3 separate regions of the Homo sapiens genome follow, and regions 1 and 3 are each linked to region 2. A link is an interaction called in ENCODE POLR2A ChIA-PET data of the cell type or tissue named here. Cell type or tissue: PC-9. All regions are shown on one strand. Each heading gives the region's core, and the rest is flanking DNA. Links, peaks and the distances in the headings are about the cores only.

The links. ChIA-PET counts read pairs that join two places held together with the same protein. Peaks named below come from ENCODE experiments on the same cell type or tissue, not always from the same donor. Only the 100,000 strongest peaks of a DNase experiment are listed, where the experiment ranks them.
Region 1: POLR2A ChIA-PET joins it to region 2 with 7 read pairs; 3 of 35 experiments call an interaction of 5 or more read pairs at or near these places.
Region 3: POLR2A ChIA-PET joins it to region 2 with 11 read pairs; 1 of 35 experiments calls an interaction of 5 or more read pairs at or near these places.

What each region holds. Positions count from the first base shown.
Region 1 is chr11:27,207,480-27,218,190 of GRCh38, reverse strand. It overlaps BBOX1-AS1 (BBOX1 antisense RNA 1), which reads left to right. Exons shown (of 4, transcript NR_125768.1): 2 at 711-874. Among named protein-coding and RNA genes, the nearest start is that of BBOX1-AS1, 5.9 kb to the left of the region's middle. RefSeq lists an enhancer at 1,848-2,353. In PC-9, for the core only: a CTCF peak has its summit at 6,639 (motif pointing right); DNase peaks (open chromatin) are centred at 4,660 and 8,430; H3K4me3 peaks cover 740 bases; H3K27ac peaks cover 2,994 bases.
Region 2 is chr11:27,453,290-27,461,289 of GRCh38, reverse strand. The region is part of intron 1 of LGR4 (leucine rich repeat containing G protein-coupled receptor 4); the gene reads left to right. Among named protein-coding and RNA genes, the nearest start is that of LGR4-AS1, 14 kb to the left of the region's middle. In PC-9, for the core only: no CTCF peak of the experiment used is centred there; DNase peaks (open chromatin) are centred at 4,879 and 7,413; H3K27ac peaks cover 2,724 bases.
Region 3 is chr11:26,616,776-26,627,486 of GRCh38, reverse strand. ANO3 (anoctamin 3) reads right to left here. Exons shown (of 27, transcript NM_031418.4): 18 at 2,989-3,025. Among named protein-coding and RNA genes, the nearest start is that of MUC15, 50 kb to the right of the region's middle. In PC-9, for the core only: no CTCF peak of the experiment used is centred there; DNase peaks (open chromatin) are centred at 4,256, 6,146 and 6,716; H3K27ac peaks cover 1,064 bases.

The DNA of each region.
Region 1 (10,711 bases), core at 1,286-9,285, 240 kb after region 2:
TGATGATTAAATAAATAAGGGGACCCCTCCCCCAATCTTGTTAGTTTACTTCACAGATAGGACTTTCCACTAATGCTGCCCAGAAAGCCCACAGAAAGGACTGTGGGCAGTGGCTGCTGTGGCTGTGCATGGCAGCTGGGGACTCCTTATCCTGACCCATTTAAGTCACACTATGATTGATGATCAGAATGGAAGAAAAACAACTGCAGATGGATAGTCAGTGGGGCAACCAAAAACCAACACAGCCTATTCCTGGTGTCTGCCCTTGCCTGACGTTGAGGGGGCACTTGAAGTAGTACAGTGATTAAAAGCATGGGTTATGGAGTCAGAAAAATCTGGGTTCAAACCCCAAGAGCAGCACTTAATGATTGGGAGACTTTGAGTAGCTTTGTATCATTCTTCTGAGCCTTAGATCCTTGAGGGTGGTGGGGATAATAATACCTTCCTCTTAGTGTTGTTCTGAGGATTAAATGAGATAATACAGGGGCAAGTACTTACAGCAGAGCCTGGCAAATAAGCAGTGCTCCATCATTTGCAGCTCCATCACAGCTATTTGTTGGCTGTGATGATTTTGCGATTATGTGAAATACTCAGCACAGTATCTGGCACAGAGGAAATAATAAATGGTAGCTGTTTCATAGGATTATGGAATGTCAGGGTTGGAAGGAATCTTGTCGAAGCCAAATTACTTTTATCTTCTCCTTTTACAGATGAAGATCCTGAATACCAAAGAGGGCCGCTGACAGGTCTAGGAGTACACTTCTAGCACCTAGCAGAGAGAGGCTTCACTACATCATGCTTCCTGACATCTCTCCCTTTGAAGAGCAGTCAGACTCCTGCTTTGCTCTTCAGACTTAATTTGGGGGTTTAACAGGTGAGGTTGCTGGGGGAACTCTTTTACAACATCTCTCTGAAAGAATCCGGGCTGCCAGTTTCATTTGGTTTGGGTGTCAGTAGCATGATGGAAAGACAAAAAAACACAACTTGACATCTGCAGAAATGGGTTCAAATTTTACCTGCAACTCACCAATTCTGTGGCCTTGGTTCAGCAATTAAACTCCCTAAAATTCAGTTTTTTCTTTGTAAAATGGGGTTATGAACAGTACCTACTTCAAAATGTGTTTGTGAAGATTAAAAAAGTTAACATAAAGAGTTTAGAAGAGTGTCTGGCATATTGTGCTCAATAAGTGTTTATTTATTTATTGCTGAATAAACCAGTAATTTAATTAGTATTAATAATTAGTTATTACTAATTAAACTAGTATAATGTAGTAATAAATTATTACTAAAGATCAGGTTGCAAAGACTTAGTGCTTAGGAACTCATTTCCTGCCTCCAGCCAATTTTGTGCCTCAGTGACAGTGTTGGTGGCCTTGGTCACAAGACAAGGGGGAGGCAGAGCTGCCTGCAGGTAGAGGGTTAACACAGGAGCTACCAGAATCCACGGGACAGCAGGGGATTGGTTTGGAATCCTGGTGTGGATTTGGGGTACAGATCCGGAAGCCTGGACTTTCTCTGTGGCTGATGGCCTTGAGAGACACATGTTACATCATTCTTGTTATTTATTTTTTTGTCACTGGAGCAAAGCAGAGGCTTTTCTTGGTTCAATCAGGAGTCATGAGCAAGGACAAGTAGAGAAGCTGAGCAGCTGTCGGGAGAATTCAGGCTGGAGTGGGCTCAGTGCCCAGGCCTTGCAGCCTGAGCTAGGGAGGAACACGTTGAAATGTGACATCTGCTGCCCAAGCTCCCCCTGACGCCCACCCCCTTCCTTGTCCAGCTGCTCAGGAGAAGGGAGGAAGCTAGCATTTTCCCATTGCCATTGTGTACCTGACAAGTTCATTAATCTTAGCTTATCTTATCCTCATGACCTCTCAAGCTGGTTATCATTTCTTTTTTATGGAAAAGGAAAAGGAAGAGGAAGAGGAGATTCAGAAGTGCCCAAGGGCACACATGGGGGCAGAGCCAGCATGCAAGCCCAGAGTCTTGGACTCTAAAACCCATGTTCCTTTCACGGCACTTGATAGTTCTTGTGGACCCAGCCAAGATATCACTGGCAGCATCTGGTTTATCATGAATCTGTGCAGTGTATGGCCAGAGGAGACAGAAATAAACCTAGAGGCAGGTGGCTCCTGGCATTAATGGCCTGAAGAAAAGAGAAGCCCAGGCCCAAGACTCCTTCCTAGTTTGCATATCCTTCCCTCCCCCGCTACCTCCCCACTTCACCTTCCTGCCCCTAATGCCCTGGACCAATCCTTGACCTGGAGAGGGCAGCTTGTCCTGGTGCCAGCCCAGCATGCTCAGGCCTAACAACAATAGCTGGAAGGGCCTCTTGGAGCAAGTACTTCCTGAAGTGCCCAGAACAGCCACTGTCCTTGCGGCTCAGGAACAATCACAGCTCACGCCAGCTTCCGTGCTCCATTTCAGAGCCTCCAGCACTCTCAGTGGAGCCCCTGGGCCTGCTGTTGCAGGTTCCAAGCTTCAGGAGAGACAGGTAGACAAGGAGTCCAGGAGGCTACCCCTCAGACTGCTCAAATGCCTGTGGTTTAGGAGGACCTCAAGTTTTTTGTTTTTTTTTTTTTCTTAAAGTAAAGTTGGAAGAAAAATCTGGATAGTCGTTGTCCTTTACCCTTCCTGTAAACCAGTGGCCTCCTCCTTCATCTTTGTTCTTCTGTCATCTTTCTTTGGGCTTTGAAAACAAAGAGGGAGAAAAAGAAAACCACAAGTAAAAATTTAATTCTGGAATAACATTATACGCTTGACTCTTCATTCAGCAACACTGAATGAGGCCTGCTATGTGTAACCACTTTGGGGTACAAAAAAACTATTCAAATTTATTCACTTATTTATAAATGTATCTGGTCATTTCACAGTAATGATAGAGCCCCCGCCAAGCTGCAGGCATTGTAGATATAGAAATGCCTGGGTAGCTTGGACCCTGTCCTGTGCAGCTTCAAGTCAAGGGTGGGAGGTGGACAGAGAACCTGTAGTTGAAATACCCAGTTTATGTGCTGAGTGCTGGGAAGGGGAAGCACAGGGTGATGGGGTAGCACACACAGAAGGGGCAGCTGACCCTGACCAAGAATCCTGGAGGATGGATAGGAGGGAGCCCAAGGGAAAGTGAGGTTAGGTGGAGTAGGCGAATGCATAGGAAGAGACATTGACATTTGAGAAGGCTGGAGGTGAAAAACAATGCATATTTTGCATTAAATATAAAGGAGGTTCATGTGGCTGGATTGCGAAAGGAACAATAATCTCTAGTTGTTAGGAGTCCAAGCTCTGGATCCAGTCGGCCTGGGTTAGAATCTTTGTTGGGCCGCTTATTACTGTGTGTCCTTGGTGAAGCTATTAATGCTTCTGCAACTCAGTTCTCTTATCTGAAAAATGGAGAGGATGAAAATAATAGTACCTACTTCATAGGTTGCGGCAAAAATGAAAATGAGCAAATATGCATGAAGTACTAGAACCATAGCTGGCATGCAGTAAGTAAGGGCTTTAGAAGCGTCACCTATGATTAGGTGAGGAGTAGGGGACAGGAGGCTTGGACAAGCAAGGAAGTTAGTTCCATACACCTGTAATGCCTGTGGGCCAGGCATTAGCAAACCAAGCAGAATCAGAAAGACCCAGCTGCTGACTGCAGGGAACTTGCAGTATTGACTTGTTAAAAACTTGGACCTTGGAATCAGAGAGACCTGCCTTCCAACCTGTCTCATCTGTGTAGTCATAGGCAGATTATTTGCTGTCTTTGAGCCTTCTTTTCATCGGTAAAATGGGCATAATGATAGTATATTCTTTATAGAGTTGGGGTGAGGATTGGTGAGACCATATGTGTGTGTGTGTGTGTGTGTGTGTGTAGTCTCTCTGTATATAAAAACACATATAATGTGAATATATATATGTGTATATATAAAATAGTGCTAGCAAAATAGTAGCTATTATGCCAATCAGGGTAGGAGATGACAGGGAAATAACCATAATACAGGGAGAATATTTTATAATAATCAGGATGGTGACGCCCTTAGACACGGTGGCTACAGGCTCTCAGTGGTTTCCCATAGCTCTAAAATAAAGATGTACTTAGCTCACTGGCTTCATCTATCTTCATTTTCTCTGCTCTCTCTACTTCATCTACCCCGCTTTGTACTACACTGCCTAGACGTTCCTGCTCCCCAGACCTACAGATTCCAGGTGAAACATCATTCACTAGCAGAAGCTTTTCTTGAACCCCAGATGGGGTCAAGTTTATGTCCCCCACTAGATACTCTCACAGTATCCTTTATTTTGATTAGTGTCTGTTGTCCATCTAGACTATAAGCTTCATAAAGTCAGGGGTCATATCTTTTTTACTTATTATTGTCTCTCCATCAATTATTATGGTCCCCATATTAAGAAACCAATAAATATTTACTAAATACGTAAACACAAATGCAGCCAAGATCGAACTTTTATAAAGGGAGAAGCTGGAACCTGCTCCACTTCCACTCAGAGAACACAATTTTCCAGGGCCCTCTGCAGATTCCAAGACCCCATTTCTTTGCCTGAACAGCAGTGTAACTGATATGTCACACTGTAATGAACCAGAGGGCTGATTAAGAGCTTATGTAAATGTTGGGACTTTTGGCAGCATTCATTTCCCTCTGATTTTGGCATGACTCAAAGCATGGGAATTTTTCAAAAGAGAGAGCTTTCAGAAAATACCCACACCCAACGGTGGAAACCTTAGAAGAACACAGTGCAGAGGAACGTTCCTCAGCGAGGGATTAAGGGACTCTCAGCAGGTTTTCAAAGGCATATGGAGACAAGATGTCAGTGTGAGCTTGTTTCTCTGACAGAATCTGAAACGCTTTTAACCAGCAAGTTACCAAGAGGCTTTTAAGTGAAGAGGCTAATGTTGTAGGTTTATAAATAAATGGATGTTTGTGGTGACTTCTTTGTGGTTCATGTGACAGGGAGAACATCAGGGAGGGGAGATTATGTCTTGTATTAACAGGTAAATTGCTTTTTCTGCCTCTTGGTTAAGTGAGCAGGAGGACAGAGTGCCCTGGGTAAGGAATTGGGAGACCCCCCTTTTCTTTTCAACTGATCCTGGCTTTCCCTGTGATAAGCAGTGTGACCATGGACAAGATATTAACCGTCCTCTGCCTCAGTTTCCTCATCTGCCCAATGAAATTTATAATGCCTTGTCAAATTTTTATAAAATTAACTTGTAATACTGGTAGCTAAAACTTACTGAGCACTTAATATATGTCAGCCCCATATGAACTCGGTCAATCTTCACAACCACCCGTGAGATAGGTTACTACTATTGCCCCTACTTTACAGAAGAGAAAACTGAGGCACAGACACTCTAAATACCTTGTCCAATGTCACAAAGCTGGTAAGTAGTGGCACTGGGATTTGAACCTAGGCTACCTGGCTCTGGAACCAGATTTAATGACTGTGCTCTATGCTACTGCCTTTCTAAGTAGAGAGGGCCTTCTTAAAGGCCTTAAGAAGAATAAAGCCCGCTGGCTGGTTGGCTGGGCAGGATCTCAACAGAAAGTCTGCAGAGGAAAGGAGAAGACAGAGTGTCTACCAAGGGGAGATGTTATGGGTAATCATCTCTAGAAGGGGAGTTTTACCTTTTTATGGCTAGTATGGGAGAATGAGAGTTCTTAGACCTTGGGCTTGGAGACAGATATGGGCTTGAATCCATGTTTGGTCACTTAATATGTAACTTTTGGGGTAAATTACTAATCTGATCTGAGTTTCACAGCTCACCTTAAAGACAGAGCTATCAAGGTTACAGGATGTTGTGTGGATTATGTGAGAACATGTCAGGCATATGGTGCTCAACGAGTTTCTCCCTTCCCCTTTTTAACATGGTCCCCCCAAAATGAATTTATCTGGTGTCAATCACACTTTGAAACTGGTTTGGGATATGTTTATTCTCTGGGCTGCATTTTACATTGATAGTGTTTTTTCGGGTCAGGGTAATTGATAGGTTTTTGGGGTTCACTCCCACACTCACATTTGCCTACCAATGGGCAATTTTCTTGTCCTTTGGTGTGAGGCACATAGCCATTTCAGAGGAGGTTTTAGCCTTGTTGAGGATAAGGTCTCAGCCCCATCCCAGTGATGAACTGGAAATGGACAGGAAACATAAGGACACTGGATTCCATACACTTTTCCTGGGTACCATTTCTGTGCTGGACCCAGGGGTGTTGGTTGTTCAACCAGGAAGCCAGCTGGCTAGTTGGCTGTGGTCTCAGCTGAGAGGAACTTGAAGACATGACGAGAACTTCCTATCAAGGAAGTGGGGAGCCAGGAGAGTCAGCAGACAAACCCATGCCAGAGTCTATGAGGGCTGCTTGGACTCATACTCCAGAGAGTCCAGAGGCAAAGTCCAGTAAGGTCGGGAGAGATGGGGATTACACATAAAATCTTAAAAGCTGGATTGCATCTGGAAAAGGCCACAGTGCAAGTTCTGGATACGTCCAGGTAAATAGGTACAATCTGGATTTAAGGAAAAGAGCGTACATTGTGTGTGCGAGTGCCAGGTGATTTCAAATTAGGTGTCATATTAGGCATTGAAAGATAGCCAGATAAATCCTAGCATTCCCTGGCAACACCACAAGGGGGCAGACATTCAGGTGGGAGGGTTATGTTATAACAGGAAGAAACATTGATTTTGGTTCTTAGTCCCTTCTTAGCTCGTAATAATAGCAGTTGCATGTATTGAACACTTACTATGGGTCACAGACTGTGAGCATGCAATCTCCTTTAATCTCCGCAGCAAACGTATAATATTAAGACCTATTTTTCCATCTTTTTTTTTTCTTTCTTTGAGACAAGGTCTCACTCTGTTGAACAGGCTGAATGCAGTAGTGCGATCATAGCTCACTATAGCCTCGAACTCCTAGGCTCAAGTGATCCTCTTGCCTCAGCCTCCTCAGTATCTGGGACTACAGGAACATGCCAACACATCTGACTAACTTTTAGTTTTTTCAGTAGAGATGAGGTTTCACTACGTTACCTGTGCTGATCTGAAACTCCTGGGCTTAAGTGATCCCCTGCCTGGGCTTCCCAAAGTGTTGGGATTATAGGTTTGAGCCACTGTGGCCAGCCAGATTCTCTTTTATTGGACAGGAAACTATAAGCCTTGGTCCATATCCACAAGGTATTGATGTTGCCGTGACCACAGAATGATAGAATATCAGAAACATCCCTCTGATCAGTCCTGTCCTCATCTTCTCTACCAAGTCTAGGCCAAGTCTGGGGGCCTGAAGGCCAGTTTTGGGATTTGCTCCGTTGTAGAAGGCTGTAGAAGGTGGCCCATCTACTCACTCACTCGCTATATGTTAGTTGAGGTGCCCACTATGTGTCAGAGAATGTTCTTGACATAGGTGACGAGATAGACCCTGCTCTTACAGACCTTGCAGTCACAGGAGTGACCAAATTACCAGTGTGATAAACTCTTTTGTTAAGGAAGGTAGCAGGTGTTATAGGGACTCATAAACGGAGCACCACTTAAATAAATAAGAGGAGACTTCCTGAAAGAAGTAACAACTAAACTACATACACGGAGTCAAGCTCTGCATGAAAGGTGCCATCAAGGCTTAACATTCAAAGGGCATGGTCATATTCACTGTATACACTGGCATGGAGCAGAAATTTAAAACAAAAATGAAAAAGTATAATTAAAAACCTAGGCTTAAAATTAAAAAAAAAAATATATATATATATAAAAAACAGAACCCTTGTCTGCCATCTCTCTCACCCTCAGCACTGTGCAAACCCATCTGGGTACTGTTCAGTTCTTTGAATGCTGCTTGACACGGACAAACAAGAGGGCATTAAAAGGGGAGGTCACAGCTGGGCGCGGTGGCTCATGCCTGTAATCCCAGCACTTTGGGAGGCCAAGGCGTGTGGATCACATGAGGTCAGGAGTTCGAGACCAGCCTGACCAACATGGCAAAACCCTGTCTCTACTAAAAATACAAAAATTAGCCGGGCCTGGTGGTGGGTGCTTTTAATCCCAGCTACTTGGGAGGCTGAGGCAGGAGAATCACTTGAACCTGGGAGGTAGAGGTTGCAGTGAGCTGAGATCACGCCACTGCATTCCAGCCTGGTCGACAAGAGCAAAACTCAATCTCATTAAAAAAAAAAAAAAAAAGGAGTTCACCAAGAAGTGGAGAGATTTGAAGCATTATAATGCAAGAAATTGGTTGCATTTTGAAGGGTACACAGTGAGGTAGAGGCATAGCAAGGGGAAGCCTCACTTCTTGTCTGGGCTACAGTAGCCCTCCATCTTCCTCCTCTTTACACACACTCCAGATGAAATACCCTATATGATGACTCAGAGTCATTAATAACATGACCACTTGTGCAGCCCAAAGATTAGACAGCCAAAGCCAAGAGTCTGTTGTGTTGAAGTGGCTCTGGGTGGGAAGCATTCTCCCCAGAGACTGGGGCAGGGTATGACTTGCCAGGGGAGGGTTTGCAGAATGTTTAGACTGTGACTCATGAAGGTCTTAGATGAATAAATAGCTCTCTTTCTGCTGTGACTGTTGACAGGGCTGGTGACAGCTTACCTTTGCAGTTGCCAAGGAGAATCTCACTCTGATTTTTGACAAGTTCAATTTTCCTAACCAGCTGGGGTCTCCAGAATGGCCACCATGAATAAAGGCCTGGCCAAATATAAAGGGCAATGAAGCAATAGGTAATATTTGGAGGTATGAAATCTGAAGTGCAAACATCTCCTCCCAGCCAAGGAAGAGTCATCATTGGGAAGGGAAGATTAAAGGAAGAAAGTTTTCTGCTTTCTGGATTGGGAAAACAATATCTTGCATCTTTGTGTGGCTAGTTGGCCATTTTATTAATAGTCTTAGAGCTTCATAATCCTGGTGAGAAGAAAGATAGTCCTCTTTCTGGAAACATCTATATAATTTAAAATCTATTTGGCTATAAGTAATAAAACCCTGACGGATAGTGGCCCACACCATATCACTTTGATTATCTCACATAATAGGAAGTCTGGAGATAAGTAGTCTAAAGTGAGAACAGCAGTTCCACAGTATTATTGAGTTGACGGGCACTTTTTCATCTCTATATTTATGTAGGTCATTGATTCTTCTGCCTGTTTCTCATGGTTTCAAGATGGCTGCCGTGTCTCCAGATATTACAACAGTATTCAAAAGTAGACAGGTGACAAGGAGTGGGAGTGTGGAGTGGCAAAAGATCCTTTTCTTGGAATGACTATGTCATTTTATCAGTGAGGAAACAAAAGTATCCCAGAAGCCCTCCCAGCTGATTCACTCTTATACCTAAATGACCACAATATTATTGACCAGAACTGGGTCCCATGACTGCCCTTAGATGCAAGGGAGCCTGGAAAAGTGAGTGTCTGGCAAATGTTAATGAAATAGTCATGACTGACTTAGGTCAATCACGATTTAACCCCCACCAACCCAGGGCTGGCACTTTTCTGTCTTGAATAAAGCTAATGTTTTGTTGGTAAGGAAGAAGGTTGTTGGGGATGGGGCCTGTTTCTACCGCATGCCTTTGGAAAGCTAGTCCAACATTATAGTATGATAATACATCATTAGTACAAAATAAAAAACTAGAAATAGAGGTGTGAATTTGCAGGATTTTCAAGGCATGAAGGTCTTTGAGAGTGTGATGGACCCCAAAGACTGTCAGTATGTGCTAATAGAAGATTGCAGAGAAAAATAACAAGTCACTTAACACACCCATTGTCGTACTCACCCTTTAAGGCCCAAGCCAACTTTGCCTGCTTGTGAATCTTCCCATCCCTTGCAGGTAGAGCTAGCCCGTCCCTCCTCCTTGCTCCCATTGCACTTTTCACATACCTTGATTATACGAATCACCAGCTTGAATTCAGAATCAACAGGTATTTATTGTGTTCCTATTCTGTCCTGGCCCCATGCTTGGTATCTCTCTATGTCAGTTTAGAGTAGACCTTCCATGGCTTCCCCTTGTAATGAGGTAATGGACATTCAGGGATAGTAAACTCAAGTGAATTTTAAACTTAGCTCGTAAGGCCCTTTGTAGCCACTCTGGTTTACTTCTCTTATCTCAACTATCCTGACCACCATCTCTTTAAAACCTGTGTTTCATCCATTCTCTTGACTCATGGAAGCTATCCATTTCTTCTCTCCCTGCTATTCCTTCTACAAAAAAACAATATTCTTTTCTTCTATGCTTGGTCAGTTTTCACTTATCTTTCACACCTTATTTTAGATGTCATTTCCTGGAAATGAGCTAGGTAGGACTGAGCTAGGTAGCCTTTGTCTGTGATCTGTCTTGCCATCTTAGTCTGCTTGCATTGCTATCAAAGAATAACCAAGGCTGGGTAATTTATAAAGAAAAGAGGTTTATTTGGCTTATGGTTCTGCAGGCTGTACAAGAAGCATGGTACCAGCATCTGCTTCTGGTGAGAGCTTCAGGGAGCTTCCAATCATGGAGGAAAGGGAAGGGAAGATGGCTGTGCAGAGATCACATGGTGAGAAAGGAAGCAAGAGAGAGAGGTGAGAGGTGCCAGGGTCTTTTTTAGAAACCAGCTCTTGTGGGAATGAATAAAGCAAGATCTCATTTATTACCATGAGGAGTGGACCAAGCCATTGAGAGGGATCTGTTCCCATGACCCAAACACTTCCCATTAGACCCCACCTCCAACACTGGGGATCACATTTCAGCATGAGGTTTGGAGAGG
Region 2 (8,000 bases), core at 1-8,000:
CTCAAGCAATCCTCCTGCCTCAGCCTCTGAAAGTGCTGGGATTACAGGTGTGAGCCACGGTGCTCCTATGTTTTTTTTTACATTTGAGATTAATGCTTGGTTTTGTAGCTAAAGAAAAGCTTATTATCTTAAAAGTAAATTTAGAACTAAAATCCTTTCTTTAAAGTATTACATATTTTAAAAAGTTTATATGACATTCTTAAGCACGGTTAAATCTTTCTCAGAAACTAAAAACTTCTCTGAGTTTTGATTCAGACCTGATTTAAACATGAATTACAAAGACAGAATAGTAGCTAACGTATGCAGTAGCCCTCACAACCTATTTAGATTGGCTGAGTGTTTCAAATACAGTTGTGCGTTTTCTACCCTGGGTCTCCTTCTTTAAAAAAAAAAAAAAGTTTGAGATGTTTTTCCCATTACCATCTTGACATCTGCCTGGTTACACATGAATAGCTTGACCCAGTCCCTCAGCAGGGAGACTACCATGGCCTTGCTTTCAATAGCCATGTCACTGACAAAGAAAACATATGGAATATTTCATTCCTACCCTTCACACACAGAGTCTGGGGCTGTGAGGGCATGCAGCAGAACGCTTCATTCTTCATGGTAGGTTGGCAAATCTGTGCACAAACCACAGGCTCTGCTGTTAGTAATCAAACTGTGTTTTCCAGAGCCTCATTACATTCTGTAGAAAGAAAATCCCTTGTTTTGGATAAATCAATTTCTAATATCAGTTTGAATTAACTTAGGATGGCTGGCTTCCATGATGGGTTTTCCACCTAATCATGTATTTCACCAAAGGACATTTGTGTATGCGTGAGCACAGGGGATTTGGGTATTGCTCTGCCAGATTTGATATGTGGTGTGTGTTGGGATCACAGATGCTTGAATTCCCAGTAGGATAGGCCTTGAAAACTGCCTGCCTTTATGTTTATCTTCTTGTCAGCCCACAGAAAGAGATCAATTGATCATTGTCCTGCTAGCCAAACACTGCTGCAATGACCTTTAAAGGTTTCCGTTGCATATAGTATTAGCCTTCTTCTTGGGAGCTCGGTTTCAGGTCAGCTAGCATTGAGGGCTTTGGTCTGTGGCATCTGAAGCTATAGTATTGAGGCTCATCAGCAGGTGTGACAGGAGATGGTCAAGAACATGAAATAGAAGGGTAAGTTAATTCCTTTCTCAGCTCTTATTCTTTTTTTTGAGACGGAGTCTTGTTCAGTTGCCCAGGCTTAAGCATAGTGGTGCCATCTCGGCTCACTGTAGCCTCCGCTTCCCGGTTCAAGTGATTCTCATGCTTCAGCCTCCCGAGTAGCTGGGACCACAGGCACATGTCATCACACTTGGCTGATTTTTGTATTTTTAGTAGAGATGGGGTTTCACTATGTTGGCCCCGCTGGTCTCGAACTCCTGACCTCAGGTGATCCACCTGCCTTGGCCTCTCAAAGTACTGGGATTACAGGAATGAGCCATTGCACCCAGACTCTCAGTGCTTATTCTGTGTTAAAAGAATTTGCTAGCCAGGTGCTGTGGCTCATGCCTGTAATTGCAGCACTTTGGGAGGCCGAGGTGGGTGGATCATGAGGTCAGGAGTTCGAGACCAGCCTGGCCAAGATGGTGAAACCCCGTCTCTACTGAAAATACAAAAATTAGGCAGGTGCAGTGGTGGGCACCTGTAATCCCAGCTATTTGGGAGGATGAGGCAGGAGAATCACTTGAACCCAGGAGGTGGAGGTTGCAGTGAACCGAGATCGCACCACTGCACTCTAGCCTGGGTGACGGAGCAAGACTCTGTCTCAAAAAAAAAAAAAAGAATTTGCCCTTCACACCATCCTGGCTGAGGTGGCATTCCAGAATTCCAGAAGGAGGAAAAACCCCCCGCTGTGACATCCAAGGATAAGAAGATTTATGACGTTGGCAGAGGAAGTAATGACATCCATTTCATCAGGGTCCTTCCCAACCCTCAAGTTACTCGAGCCTGAGTTTCTAGTTTCATTGTTTTTCAGACATGTAGACTGGTTTTGACAGACAGAAGTTGATGATTTATCTAAAAGGAAGCAAGCTCCTGTTGATTATTTTATCTCAGATATAGCCACATATTTAAATTTATATAGACATCTCTTCTAGAAGTTATTTCTGATGGTTCTTGGTATCATTACTGAACATAAGCTGAATAACAACATGCTAAAAGAAATTATTGCCTTTCACATTTTCTCATAAAACTGATTCCTTTTGTAGTTCTTGATTATAATAGATTTCCTTTAAATTTATTGGCTCATTTAAGGTTAAATTTTTAAAAGTTTCTGTTTTATGGTTCTTCATAAATGAATCTATTTGTGGTTCCCTTTTTATTTATTGCCTCCATATTTTTATCCTAAAATAAATGGTTTAATCTTAGATGTTCCATCTTCCTTACTTTGACTGCTTCCCTGACTTTCAAAACTGTGAATTCAAGGCCCGGCATGGTAACTCATGCCTGTAGTCCCAGCACTTTGGGAGGCCAAGGTGGGCGGATCACCTGAGGTCAGGAGTTCGAGACCAGCCTGGCCAACATGGTGAAACCCCGTCTCTACTAAAAATACAAAAATTAGCTGGGCATGGTGGTGGGTGGCTGTAATCCTAGCTACTCGGGAGGCTGAGAGAGTAGAATTGCTTGAACCCGGGAGGCAAAGGTTGTAGTAAGCTGAGATCGTGCCATTGCATTCCAGCCTGGGTGAAAAGAGCGAAATTCCATCTCAAAAAAAAAAATACTTAAAAAAATTAAGAAAACAAAAAAACTATGAATTTATAGAGAAAACTCCCCCAAGCTCCTCAATTTTAAAAGTCATCCTTTTTAATGTTCAGTTCTATGAGTTTCACAATGTATACAGTCATGTGACCACCATCACTGTGAAGATATAGAGCATTTCTTCACTTGATGAATTTCCATGCCTCTCTGTAGTTATCTCCTCTCTTCACCTCCAACCTCTGACAACTGCTGAACTATTTTCTACCTTGGTTTCCTCACTTTATGTAGTTTTGCCTTTATTAGGATGCCATATAAATGTAATAAAACAATGTAACCTTTTGCGTCTGGCCTATTTTTCTCACCATACTGCATTTGAGATTCTAACATGTTGCGTATATTAATATGTAATACTCACTTTCTTTTCTTTTTCTTTTTGAGATGGGGACTTGCTTTGTTGCCCAAGCCGGACCACAGTGGCATGATCACAGTTCACTGCAGCCTCTAACTCCTGGGCTCAAGCAGTCCTCCTACCTTAGCCCTCCAAATAGATGGGACTACAGGCATGTGCCACCATGCCTGGCTAATTTTTTTTTTAATTTTTGCAGAGATGGGGTCTTGCTGTGTTTCCCAGGCTAGTCTTGAACTTCTGGCCTCAAATGATCCTCCTGCCCTGGCTCCCAAAGTGCTGGGGTTACAGGTGTGAGCCACTGTGCCTGGCCAGTACTCATTTTCATTGCTAAGGAGTGTTCCATTGTGTACGTATACTATAATTTGTTTCTCCATTCACCAGTCAAGGGACATTTGCCCTATTTCTAGCTTTTTGGCTATTATAAATAAAGCCACCATAAATATTCACACAGAGTTTTTGTATGAACATAGGTATTTATTTCACTTGCATAAATACCTAGAGTGAGATCCTGGGTCATATGGTAAATGTATGTTTATAAGAAAATGTTGGTCTCAATTTTAATGTCTTAGACTGTGGTGAGGTTTGTTATCACCAATTACTTATAGTCACAATATATTGTTAGCATGGTATGTAGTATTAGCAAAAGCTGTTAAAAACTGATTTTGTTTAAATGTCTGCTTTCTTTAAGTTCTTTAAACTCCTCTATGCTGAGAATGTCTGCTTTTAAAAGAGAAGAATTCTTAGCTCCCTTTATGATACCTAGCAGTTGCTGTAATCCCCGCCAGAGACTCCTGTAGAAATTACCCTAATGTGAAGCATTTTGCTTACAGTGAAAAAAGTTTGAATTATTAATGTATTCATATTTGGAATGTCTGATTTTTTTAAAAAATGGATATTTAGTGAAGAATTGCTGGGCCTACCTATACATTATGCATTTTACATGTGCTAACTAGAATTTCCACAGTAACCATCTTGGTCCATGGCAGGATTCCCATTTTATCACTGAGCAAACTGGGATTTAAAAGGATTAGGTAACTTGTTCAAATATCCCACAGTTAGTGGGTGGTAGTTTGTGAAGCTCAGGTGTTCCATATTTAAGTTTGCTCATCCCTGTAGTTTGCTTAGATATTTGACAATTTATCAGAAGAGGAACAGGTGAAATGAGAAACAAAATGGTGAGAAGCTACAGGTTATTACAGGAAAAAAAAATCAGAACAGAAAAAAATGTGTACCCAAAAAGCACACATACATCTATATGTCTGCATACACTGGGAGACTATGACTTGATTTAGAGTCAAAAATCTACACAATAGATTCAAAATCTGTTGTGTAAAATGAAGTTGTCTGTTATTCATAGCAGAACTTTTAAAAAGTATCTCTAACTTGGTCTTTTTGCTTTTTATACATACTTGTTTAAAAGCTTTCACATCATTTCCCATGTTAATAGTGTTTTTTTGTGTGTGTCTGGAAAGTATCAGTCATATGCTTTTTGACTGGCTTTTTCTTTCTTCCGTGGACTTCACTTACATGGTATATGAGGATCAGATCTGTTAGCAGACTCACTTTTCTGTTTCTAAAGGAGCAAATTTCTGAATGTGCTCCTTTAAACCAAAACTTTGCAGTAGATTAAAAAGCAAAATGTGCAGTATGATGGTTTCCATATAGCTGCCCCCTTTCACTCACTGGAATTTCCTGCCTCTCCTGTTGAAGATGTTTTTATAGGGAAGTCAGCATAAAAGTGAATCACCCATGAGCCTTTTTCTCCCCCAAGGCATTTCATTTAGTCAACTTGGTATTAATTTAGTTGGTACTCTTTAGTTGACTCGAACACTGTGTGTTGATGGTGTGAGCTGATGTTTATTAAGCTGTTAATGTTTTACAGACTTGATGGGTTCCCATTTGGATCTGTGTGCTCTTTCCTTTAGCAGCAGGGCTATTATTCATGATTGAATCTGTGGCCACAGTTTTAATTTTGAATGTACTGGTGATAGCCAGCCTCATGCTAAACAGTCATTTGCTTGGTGATTCTAAAGGTTGTCTTCTTCCCCTGGAAGCATTTTGCTTTCTCATTTCACTTATGTTGCATTCTTAGTCATGAAGAGCTCTCTGGTCTGTCCTGCCATTCAGATAATATCATCACCATCCTCTTGTTATTAACTTAGATGCTCATAATAATGTTATTGAATGCCAGGCACTAAATGAAGTGCGTAACACGTGTTATCTATTTAATCCTCCCAATAGGCCTCCAAAGCAATGCTATTATTCTCCCCATTTTAGAGATGGAGAAACCATGGCAAGTGAGGACTTATTACCACTAGTAATGAGAGGTTTTGCAGGTAGGGTGTTGGATCTTGCTTTTATAGACTAGGGTTATTTGGTTGAGTGGGCTGTATAACAGTATCTTTCAGTGCTCTTCCTAAATGTAGGCGTTCATCCATTGTACATGTCTTAGGTATCGGAAACTTCTCATTATGTAGATGGGGAATTAATTCTGGAGAGGTTTTGTTTTGTTCTGTGCTTGAAGTGTTCTCAGCTCCTTAGAATGTAGATTTGGAAAGGATCTTAAAGGTCATCTAATGCAGTGGATCTAAAACTCTTGTTTATTATGGCCCACCCATCAAAAAGGCTATGTCGTTCCATGGGGAAAGCAAAAAGTCAGTTTCTCCCAATGGTGTATATTATATTAACCTGTTTATAGACATGGTAGTTATTATTTGTTAAACTTTTCAGTCACATAAATCATAACACCAAATTCTTGTTGTTGTTTTTTTTTAGACTTTTCCTCCCTTCTTTGTGTACTTCTCTATTAAGAGCTGGCAGTTGATCTGGCTCAAATTCCCCATTTAATGGGGGAGAAATCCAGTTACATTTAGTTGTATGACTTGACCAGAATCATTTATAGTGCTCCAGGGTATGTTAAAAATGAAACACCCCATCTGTACAAAAAATAAATTAGCCTGGCGTGGTGGCACACACTTGTAGTCTCAGCTACTCAGAAGGCTGAGACAGGAGGATCACTTAGAGACCAGGAATTTGAGGCTGCAGGGAACTATGATGGTGCCACTGCACTCCAGCATGGGTGACAAAGTGAGACCTGGAAAAAAGAAAGAAAGACAGACAGAGAAGGCAAGTGGAAGAGCATTATCAGAAGAGATGGTCCTTTCTTTGACTGTGTTAATCTTTAACATTTAATTTAATATTAACATTTAGTAAGACTTTTGACTTGTGTTGCTGTGGCTTGTGTCTGTTGGATGACAAGATAAAATTTCCTGTGCTTCTTCCTTGTCTTCCCAGTTTTCCATGGGCTCAGTACTTTGTTGAAATTGTAGGAGATAATTTGTGGAGGTGAATAAAAATGTTTAATGCAAATAATTTTGCTTTTTTTTTTTTTTTTGAGACAGAGTCTTGCTCTGTCTTCCAGGCTAGAGAGCAGGTGGCATGATCTCGGCTCACTGCAACCACCACCGCCCTGGTTCAAGCAATTCCCCTGCCTCAGCCCCTGATGTAGCTGGGATTACAGGTGCATGCCACCACATCTGGCTAAGTTTTAGTATTTTTAGTAGAGACAGGGTTTCACCATCTTGGCCAGACTGGTCTCGAACTCCTGACCTCAGGCAATCTATCTGCCTTGGCCTCCCAAAGTGCTGGGATTACAGGCATGAGCCACTGTGCCCGGCCAATAATTTTATTTATTCAAACTATTCTTTGAGAGCTACAAATATTTGTATAATGGTTCATGGAATTGTCAACCCAAAAGTATCTGTGACAGATCTCAATCAATTTAGAAAGTTTATTTTGCCAAGGCTAAGGACTTGCCTGTGACACAGCCACAGACAGTCTTGAAGACGTGGTTGGAGTACAGCTTACTTTTATACTTTTTAGGGAGACATAATATATCAATCAATACCTGTGAGATGACATGGGTTTGATCTGGAAAGGAGGGACAAGTTGAAGCCAGGGAGCTTCCAGGTTATAGGTAGATTTAAAAATTTTCGGATTGGCAATTGGCTGAAAGAGTTTAGTTTTTATCTAAAAGCCTGGAATAAATAGAAAGGAATGTCCGAGTTCCAATGATAAGGGATTGTGGAGACCAAAGTTTTATCATGCAGATGAAGCCTCCAGGTAGCAGGCTTCAAAGAGAATAGATTGTATTATAAATGTTTCTTATAAGTCTTCAGGTCTGTGTTGATGCTAATGCTGGTTGGCTCTTACTAAATTCCAAAAGGGTGTAGGATATAATGAGGCATGTCCAACTTCCCCTTCCCATCATGGTCTGAACTAGTTTTTCAGGTTAACTTTGGAATGCCTTTGGCCAAGAGGAGGGTTCCATTCAGAAGGCTGGGGCCCTTAGAATTTTATTTTTGGTTTACAGAATCAGTACTCTTTCAACTTTAAAATAATAATTACTTACTGAGATAATAAGTCAGAACTTTAAAAATTAATTTGTTCAACATTTGTTTATTAAGTGTCTGATGTGTTAGGGACTGTTTTTGGTGCTGGGGACACAGAATTGAACAGTATCTGATGCCATCCTTGCATTCCTATAACTTACCTGGCAGGGGGGTGGGGGATTAGTGGTAGACAGTAAATAAGCACAATGAATATAAAAGGTCAGGTAATGTTACATACCATCAAGGAAAATAAAGCAAGATGAAGGTGGTTTGCTGTTAAAGTAGGGTAGCCAGGGAAGGCTGGAATGAAATTTAGATATTAAGATAATTAGTCAATATCTATAGGAATATGAATCCATCTTAAGCAATGGCAAAACAAAATTTAAAAAGTTCCTCTTGGCCGGGCGTGGTGGCTCACGCCTGTAATCCCAGCACTTTGGGAGGCCGAGGTGGGCACATCATGAGGTTGGGAGTT
Region 3 (10,711 bases), core at 1,565-9,564, 840 kb after region 2:
AACAATGAACTGGACCATTGCTATTTATTGTACACTTGTCATGTGTCAGGCAGCCAATCTACAACAATGGTGAAATAGGAACTATTATTATTGTCATTTTAACAGTGAGGAAATGAAGACCCAAAAGTAAAGAAGAAGGACAAGCAGAGGGAGGAGAATGAGGGGGAAGAGGAGGAGAAGGAGGGGAGAAGAAGAAGAGAGAACAGGGAGAGGAAAAAGCTTAATGATAGTTATACAGTCATGATGCGGCAATCCAAATGTTCATTGCTATATCCAACTCCAAAGCCTGGTGTCTTCCCCTTTCAAAACATTGTTTCTCCAATGTTAGCTCCAGAGCACAGACTCTATCTCCTTGTATATATATATATATAAAAGAATTTAAGAAACCGAGAGAATAAAATAATTATTACTGCACAACTATGATAATGTAGTAAGTTATGGTGCAAAGATTTCAACTCAGGCATTCTCACTCTAGAGCTGATATTCTTAACAATTACATTATATTGCCTACTTAAGACACTGCATCTGTGAAGCTGGAACTGGATGACATAGAAAAAGGACATTCAGAGAACAGGAAATAATTCTAGAAAATGTGAAGCATGAGTCAATATAAAACATTCAGGAGAATACTTGGAAGATAAGGTTGAGGTTCTCTTGAAGAAATCCCAACAAAAATCATAGAAAAGGAAGAAAGAAAAAAAAAACTATTGAATATGATAAGAAACATCCGAATGTAAAGAGTTCCAGAAAGATTTTTTAAAGGAGTAAATTATTGAACAAAGAATATACAAAAATCTCCTGGAAGCGAAGTTTCTGAGTTTTCAGATTATGGCAGCAGTGGAGGTTTGTCACTAGGATTTCCCCTCAGTAAGAACTTGCTGTTCAGCTGCAAGGAGTACAGTCAGCCTCCAGCTGTTTCCAGCCTCATCCTATACCTCAGCTTTCATGCCAAGGTCTTGCTCTTCCCAGGCAACAACCAACCAGTGACTCAGAATGACAGGGGTACTAGGTCTTGGCCAATTATACTCAATTATACCCAATGTTAGAGTCCTCTAAATCTTTACTTGAAATATTTGTTCTAGAGCTCTCCATTGGATTGGTTAAAACCATCAGATCTGCATTGTTGTCTGAGGCTCTCCTTATCCAGTCCTGCTCCTTTCCTCAGGAGTTTTCCTCTAAGAAATCTCTTGCATTACTAACTCCATCTCAGTGTCTGCTTCCCACAGGACACAATGGATATCAATATTGATGGGATGCACTAAGTATCCAGCATAATAAATGATAAAAGGTTTTCACCAAAGTACATCATTGTGAAATCTCAAAATGAGAAAAGATTCAAAATTATTCTAGAGTATAAACAAATAACAAAAATCAAAACAGGTCCTGTGCAAAGGACTGGGAATCAGAATGGTAGCAGAGCTCTCAGTAACAATGCTGGAATCCAGAAGAAAATGAAACTCCTTCAAAATTCAAAGGGGCAGTATTTCTAACATAGGGTTTCATACCTAGGAACATGGATATCAAGTTTGAGGCTAGAATAGAGACATTTTCAGATCTACAAAGTTTTAAGAAACTTACTTACAAGTAGCAAAATAAGGAACTGAGCCAAGAAGGAATAAGACATAGGATTTAGTAAGTAGTATCCAAATTCTAGAAAAATATAAAAGGAATTCCCAGAGTGTTTATGAAAGTAAGTCTAGATGCAGTTGGCTACAGGCCTAGAAAATAACCCATCTAGTTTGGAGGAGACAGCTTGAGAGGGTAACTCTAAGAAGAAAATCAAGTTTGTATAATACTTGATGTGTCTGAATATATTCAGAGAAAATTTAGAGTCTTGGCAAAACCTTTGGGATAAATTAAGAAAAGTATGTAAAAAAATAAGCAAAAAAGTGGCCATTATTAGCTTAAAAAATACAGAAGTGGTATAAAAAGTATACACAATTATAGAATATACCATGCCGTAGGTATGAAAATAGTTATAGAGACATAATGATGTGAAGACTAACGATTAATTTGGCTAAAAATGCTGATATATCCACCTTGGAAGGAGGAGAAATAACTGTGTTTATCAGATAATGAAAGATGGAGTGTCGGGGGACAGGGCACTGCAGGGAACATTAAGAGCTAAGTCTTAATAATTCATACTTGTATAATGGGAAGGCAATAGCTATCAAAAGATAAAATCCAATAATGGCAATAGAACGATATCACGTGGAAACATGGTGGGAAATAACAAAATAAACAGATAAAAATGTTAAAAGTAGCCGGACACAGTGGCTCACGCCTGTAATCCCAGCATTTTGGGAGGCCGAGGCGGGCAGATCACGAGGTCAGGAAATTGAGTCCATCCTGGCTAACACGGTGAAACCCCGTCTCTACTAAAAATACAAAAAATGAGCCGGACGTGGTGGCAGGCGCCTGTAGTCCCCAACTACTCGGGAGGCTGAGGCCGGAGAATGGCGTGAACCTGCGAGGTGCAGCTTGCAGTGAGCCGAGATCGCGTCACCACCGCACTCCACTCTGGGCGACTGAGCAAGGCTCCATCTCAGAAAAAAAAAAAAAAAAGTTAAAAAGTAGTTCCTTTGGTATAGAAAATAGGAATGGGTGATGTGGTAAAGTACTGGTTTTCATTGTAAATCTCTTAATATTGTTTTGGCTTTTAAAAAGTGTACATGTAGTATAACACTTTGATAAAAAATAAATATTGAGGAAAAACCCAAAGAACTGAAAAGTTGGAGAAGCAAGCACTCCTAAGTAGGAAGAACTAGGTGTGCTGATTTCTAGTAAAAATATTTTGTAACTACATGCATTGTCTCTCTATTGTTATTCAATATAGACCAACTTCCTATACTACCCCTCTCCTTTTTAATTGGTAAATACTTAAATAATTGCAGTTATTAAAATGCTACATTATATAAAGTAACTACAGACTGAAATGCCCATATGTTATTTTCTGACTAAGGAGTGAAGTAAGAAAAATGGACTTACCTAAATTGGTGAGGAGGTAAGCAATTTTTTCATAAGCCTGTAATAAAAGAGAATACATAGTGAACATTATTCCTCTCTTTTGGAAAAGGCTGGTATTTACACTATTTGAAGAAACATCTATAATGTATGTTATACAGTGGTTACATTTTACTTTAAATAGAAACATTTATTGAAACTTAGTATGTAAGGCTTTATATATACATACATGAATGAAATTGATATAATATATGTGAATGTAAATGTGTGTACACGTATATGTGTGTGTAGATACACTTGTAATCTGTAATAACGAGTCTTTTCTGGTAGCTATCTTCATTTTCATTTTGTAAATCAAGAAATGAGAAAAAGTCCCTAAAAGTCATTCAGCTAATCAATGGCTGAGCTGAGATTTGAGCTCAAAATTACAGTTTTTTGGCCGGGCGCGGTGGCTCACGCCTGTAATCCCAGCACTTTGGGAGGCCTAGGCGGGCGGATCACGAAGTCAGGAGATCGAGACCATCCTGGCTAACAGGGTGAAACCCCGTCTCTACTAAAAATACAAAAAATTAGCCGGGCACGTTGGCGGGCGCCTGTAGTCCCAGCTACTCGGGAGGCTGAGGCAGGAGAATGACGTGAAACCGGGAGGCAGAACTTCCAGTGAGCAGAGATCGTGCCACTGCACTCCAGCCTGGGCGAGAGTGAGACTCCGTCTCAAAAATAAAAAATAAATAAAAATAAAAATAAATAAAAATTAAAAATTAAAAAAATTGTGTTTTTTTTTACAACACTGGAAGGCAAAGTGAAAGTTTGAATTCTGCCCTACTGATAAAGAAATTTCTAAACTATGATAAAAGACCGTATATATTTGTATTTGTAAAAAACAAAATTGTTTTTGTGGTTATTTAAAACAGATGCATAAGTCAAATCTGTTGAATCTGTAAGTCACAATTGATTTTTCTGATAATACTTTTCCTCTTCTGCCATCTTTTCCCCTCTCCTATATACTCTGACCAATATTTACATAGACTCAAGAAAAGGGCATACATTTCACAATATTCCAAGTAAATATAGTTGGGAAAGTATTCGCTATAGACAGAAGTACTTGTGGGTATATGTATGTGCATATGAATATTACCTCATAACCACATAATTCAATAAAAAATTGTTTAGATTATCATTTCCAATAACCTTCCCTGTTGGCACGAAAAATTAAAAGGTATGCATCTGGACATATTAAAAGTTGTTCCCCTTCTCTGACAGTTCTTTCAGCAAAATGATTGTGATGACTCATCTTAGCTGTGATTCAAATCTGCCCCTTCCTAAGAGTTAAAGTGTTATCTGGAGACAGAAAGATTACACTGAGTACAGTACTCTCATTCTCTTCCTAGTGCAGGTTTTTGGTCTTTGTTTTAGCTATACACAAACTATAATTTTCAAATTTTAGGATAAGATTACTGTGAATTCATGAACACCAGGTGATTCCTACTGTAACAGGTTCTTTTTCATGTCTTATTTATTAAGTGAGATAATCATAGCAGGGTCTCCAAGGAGTACAATAGGATAGATTCAATTGCCCAAAAAATAGTACTTGAGCACCCACTATGCCTCTAGCACTGAGTTGAGTGCCTTTGTGGGGATTGAAAGTTAGTTCTAGTTCAATAATTGCCATTTGGCTTGTGCCAAACAGTGCTTTACGTATATTATTATTCCTTAACAACAATTTTGTTAAGTAGGTATAATGATTCCCATTTTACAGAAGAAGAAACTAAGTTGTGGAATGTCAGGCACCTTAGTAGTGAGACAACACGACTGAGCAAGTAGCAAAGTCAGGATTGACTATCATGGCTGTCTAGCACCACATACATCGTGCCTTGTCACATAAACCATTTCATTTTTAACTATTTATTTATTTTCGAGACAAAGTCTCACTCTAACACCCAGGCTGGAGTGCAATGGCATGATCACAACTCACTGCATCCTAAACTTCCTTGGCTCAGGTAATCCTCCCACCTCAGCTTCCCAAGTAGCTATAACTACAGGTACACACCACTATGATGCCTGGCTCATTTTCTTTTCTTTTTTTTTTTTTCAGAGATGGCTTTTGGGCATGTTGCCCAGTCTGGTCTCCAATTCCTCATCCGCCCCAGCCTCCCAAAGTGCTAGGATTACAGACATGAGCCACCACGCCCAGCCCTATTCAAATTTTTGTCTTAATATCTAGCACATAGAGCCACTCTGCAAACTTAGGATGGCAATATCTGCAACTGATGCATTAGGGGGGTTACAATAACACTGGGAAAAAAGTTATAAATTACAAAAGATGCCATAATGCTGTTGCAAGACTTTCTGGGGTATTTGCAAACCTGCATCATCCAAGGCCCAAATGCTATGGCTGACTGGCAACATCACTGATGAGCTACAAAATCAGTTCAAGCAGAATGAATTGTTAAATCTCAAACTACAGACTACAAAAATAAATAATGATTTAAATATATCCAACTGTATGGTGTCTGGCAGCAATCACTTTGGCAGTACATACAAGCTGTGAGTGTGTACATTTGTGTGTGATTGTGTAAAGTGGAATGAGTACGTGCTTGTTGGGGAAGAGGATAAAGGGCGTCAGGGATAACTATTCCGGGCCCTACCTGATACACACACGTGATAACATGTTGGAGAACCTATACTTTAAAAAATCAGCCACTGATGCATTTAGTAAGCTGAAATTCTCTTATTCATATATATTAATTAATATATTCATTATAAATTTCTAGTGCATCAGTTAGTGTTTTAGAAACCAAACATACCTGAATCAAAAAGACATAATCTCTACTTTCATAGAACTCAAATTTCAGTGGGTAGAGATAAATGGCAAATAAATACATAATTGGTCAGGAGGTGAAAAGTGCTCTGAGGGAAAATAAAGCAGGCAGAGCGGATAGAGAGTTTTGGTAGACACAGAGAGTACTATTTTATAGAGTATTCTGAAAAGCCTCTTAAAAGCCTGAATAAAGTATTCAGAGGGTAGCATCTGAGCAGAGAAGTGCATGCAATGAGGGAGGGAGCCAAGCAGAAATCTCAGCTAAGTACCTTTAAGACACAGAAATGGGAATGCCAATGCTCTGAGTCTGGCACAGACTTGATGTATTTCATGAAGGGCAGGGAAGTTAGAGAGAAAGGAGTGGCAGCAATAAGACAGTGAAGTAGTAAGAGATGAGTCACTGAGATCTCACAGGGAAACACTTTTTCAGTGCACAGTAGGCCATGGTAAGCATTTTGGAATTCATTCTCAGCTAAGACTTCATCATCTTCCCAGTAATGCCTTGTTTGGGGTGTTATGCAAAAACCAGTTAGGGAGAAAAAGAACAGCAAAGGCAGGAAAAGGACATGGTTATTGTGAGGGGGCATATTAGGCAGTTCTACATGGGTTTTAGAACTTTTTATCTTTTAGTCATAGCCCCACAATACAGCCTTCACTGTGAAAATAAACTCCAAGCTTTTGCAGAATTGAAAAGAGCCTTCCCTTTTCCAGTAATCTACTTGTCTGAATTTCTAGAAACTATGGACATAGACATGAACAAACTAAACAAATACATTTATTAAAAAGCCAATCCTCTTATGAGATGAGTCATTTGACATTACCTCTTTTCTTGGTTAAGATGCCTGGTCCAACCCTTTGATCCACCCTATTCCATAATAGCTTATTTGCACTGTAATTGGTAACCAGTGGTAACCAGGTATTAAGGAAAGTTAGGTGTACTTTGAGGCCTTCAGTGATCAGGCCCATGAAAGAAGTATAGGGATGTATGCTCTGGACTCTAGAGATGGGAATGGATCAACAAGGGAGAAAAGTCCAGAACCTACATGGAGTACTTACATTAGCCAAATGTAGATAGGACTTTTTCTTTTTTTGTTAGAGTGCTCCGTGCATGATACATGGATTTTAAAATCAGAGGAGGAAACCCAAAAGGAGTTCATTCTTTAATTTAAAAATTTTTAATTGGAATTAAAGTTTTAATTTTAGTTTAATTTAATTTTAATAAATTTAATTTAATATTTATAAAATTTGATTTTAATAACATTTTAATTTTTGATTAAAATTTCACCATGCTGAAATGATTTAATTAGCCTAATTCCAGGTTTTTCAAACTCTAAGAGTACTTCTGTTCTGATGTTTCTATATATTTCTTAAAAGTTACCCTTTAATCATGAGACCAGGCAGCTGTCATGCTGCTGTAATATGACAAAATTAGTTAAAGTTGGATTGTCAAGCAACAAGAATATACATTTTTGGAATAATTTTGCATATTTAATTTTCATTAAAATATTTTTAGGAACATTTCCTGATACAATAGTACCATGCCACTTTTGGCACCTTCGAGCAGCATATCCTTTTCTGAGGGTAGCAAAATAAAGAAGAAAAATGGTAGGCCTAGGAAAGAGCAATTCTCGGTTTCAAATTCTGTCTTTGTAGTTGTTTAGCTATATGCCTGATAAAGGGATGTTAAAAATAATACATTGATGTTTTAATTATTGTCAAATAAAATTATTTGTAATTTAATTTTGGAAGATGTGATTTCTGATCCTGACTGTGCATCAAAATTACCTTAGCTCTCTTAATGATTTTCTAATGCTATTTGAGGGGCTGGCTGGATAAGAATTACTAGAGAGTATTTTTGAATGATTTGTTTTAAATATAGATTTCTTAGCCCAACAAAGGAGATTCTGAACAGGACTCAAGAATCTGTAGTTTTTTGGCCGGGCGCAGTGGCTCACGCCTGTAATCCCAGCACTTTGGGAGGCCAAAGTGGGCGGATCTCTTGAGGTCAGGAGTTTGAGACCAGCCAGGCCAACATGGTGAAACCCTATCTCTACTAAAAATACAAAAATTAGCCAGGTGTGGTGATGTGCCCCCAATTACTTGGGAGGCTGAGGTAATGAGAATAGCTTGAATATGGGAGGCAGAGGTTGCTGTGAGCTGAGATCCTGCCACTGCACTCCAGCCTGGGTGACACAGTGAGACTCCATCTCAAAAAATAAAAAAAAATAAATAATAAAAAAAGAATCTTTAGTTTTTCAAAAGTGTTCCAGGTGATTTGATGAATAGTAAAAATAGGAAATACTATTTTAAATTACTTTCATGACCTGTAAGATGGACTTGTAACCAAATTTTGATTGTATTAGCCCATATTTTTCTCCCCAGTTAAATATTTATTTAGGAATGCCATGATCCACCTGTTCTGTTTTGAAATGTTTAGAAAATGTATAGTCTTTGGTTATAAGTGTAAATTAAAATAAGTGCTGCAAACTTGAAATATGTTAAAAATACAATTCCAATAACAAAAAATAATTTTGAGCACATACAGTAAGATGCTAAGATATTTGGTGAATAAAATATTTCAAATTTATTTAAATATTTGGACATACAAAAATGAGGAAGCTACAGCCCCTGTTCATAAGGAGCTTATACTCTGATAATGGGAGAAATGACATATCCTAAGCACTGTAACAGAAGAATATTCACAAAATGGATTGCTTAATTCTTCAGAAGAATCTGATTGGAGGAATAATTGACATGTCCAAACAAACTGTGAGAAGAATAAGCACAAAATTCAATTCTAAATACAATATTGAAAAAAATGCTTTATGGAGGAAGTGATCCTTAACTGTAATTTTCAAAGATAAAGAGATATTCACCAAGGAGACAAATTAAGAATGGCATTCCAGACACAGGAAGCACTGTGGAGAAAGAGACAGGGGTATAAAAGAGCAAAGTTCCCTGGGGGACAAGCAAAAGTGGTTCTGTAGGTTGGAGTGCAGGGTGATTTGGAAAGAGGGGCAGCAAGAGACAATTTTAGCCAAGAAGAGAATGGAAAAGTGGTTTTAAGCAATGAGGGCCTCACAGGCCAGGCTAAAGAATTTAGAATTTATACCCAATAAATACAATAGAAACCCATTAAACAGCCTCAAGCACATGACAAGCACGTTTACTATTTAAAAAGATCCTTCCAATAGTCCTGTGAAAGGGATATAGGAAGAGTTTAGATTAGAGACAGGAAGACCAACCAGCAGGAAGCCTGCTGCAACAGTCCAAGCTAAAAATGACAACTAGTTGAACTAAGGAAGGAGAAGCAAGGATGGTGAGCAAAAAATGGATAATAAAAATGTTACAGAAGCAAAATTCACAACAGTTAGTCACGATACTGTGAAGGAGATAAAAGAAATAAGTAAGAACTAGTTTAAGGTTTCTGGCTATGTACAGAAACAGAATTACGTTAAAAGTTCCTAACCAAAAAAAAAAGGTCTGACTGATTTAAACTATTTTTCTATGCCTATATTTTATAATCCCATGTACATGGATTATATTTGAAAAGCAATTTTGATCAATAGAATATTAATCTAAGTCCCTCATTTGGAGAAAATGATGGTACAGGGATCCTGCAGTCAATCTATTAACAACAAAAAAGCATATATTTTATTAGCTGCATATTTAGTTTTGGTCTGAAAATAGCATAACAAAAGGTAGCATTTGATTTTCTAAATAAATACTTTTGATGGTATAATATTTAACATTAATGGTTTTAATCTAGCCCTACTTGATTAAATCCATAGGTTAATCCTGTATATTCAGGTGATCAGAGGGCTATTTAGTAATCTGTGATGTGCTTTAACATCCTGAATAGAAAGAGAATGCATAAATTCAGAAGAGCATTGTTATTTTATACTAATTAAATCTGAGGAATATAACCATCTTCTTACATTGTTTGAGTTGGCTGTATTATAGTTCACTTCCTTTGCACTCAATTCATTTTATAATCTTCTCCTGAGTTAGTTGCAAAAGCAAAGGAGAAGTATTTATGGTCTACTCCACTTCCAAAAATCCCTGAATCTTTATGCCAAATTGACCAATAAGTAGAAATAGATATTTAGAAAAACAGGAGGTAGCTTCTGGTTTCTCCCAGGAACTATGATTGTTTTATAGCACTAAGAAGATACATGGGTTCTAGTATTCAATTAAGTGGAGCTGGTGGGATGCTGAGGCTCTCAAAAGATTCTTCTATAATTCCAATAATCCTCTCTTCACTTGCCTTCTGAAGTCTTATTTCTACAACTAGAGATTCACTCCACTGAGTTCAGCCTTTGTTTTCTGTAAAATGCAAGTGCTTTGGAATAAATAATACATTAAGCCTCATTAAACACATAAACTTAAGAGCAAGTTGTACTGGAACCTTATAAGAGAAAGAGAAAGCCATAGGTATGAGAATCAACTGTGATTTTATGGAAGGTGTGGTAACTGAGGAAGAGGGTAGGAGGTGGAGAAGAGTGACAGTTTAAGAGATTGGACTTTAAGAAGCAACTGGAATAATATAAAACTGGAGTCTGGTACAACAGTGACAATTTCAGCCAAATCTTGATTTCTGCAATATTAGTGATAATATAAAGAATATTTTGGGCCGGGCACGGTGGCTCACGCCTGTAATCCCAGCACTTTGGAAGGCTGAGGCAGGTGGATCATGAGGTCAGGAGGTCGAAACCAGCCTGGCCAGCATGGTGAAACCCCGTCTCTACTAAAAATACAAAAATTAGCTGGGCATGATGGCGTGCGCCTGTAGTCCCAGCTACTCAGGAGGCTGAGGCAGGAGAATCACTTGAACCCAGGAGGCAGAGGTTGTGGTGAGCTAAGATCTTGCCACTGCACTCCATCCTGGGCAACAGAGAGAGACTCCATCTCAAAAAAATAAAAATA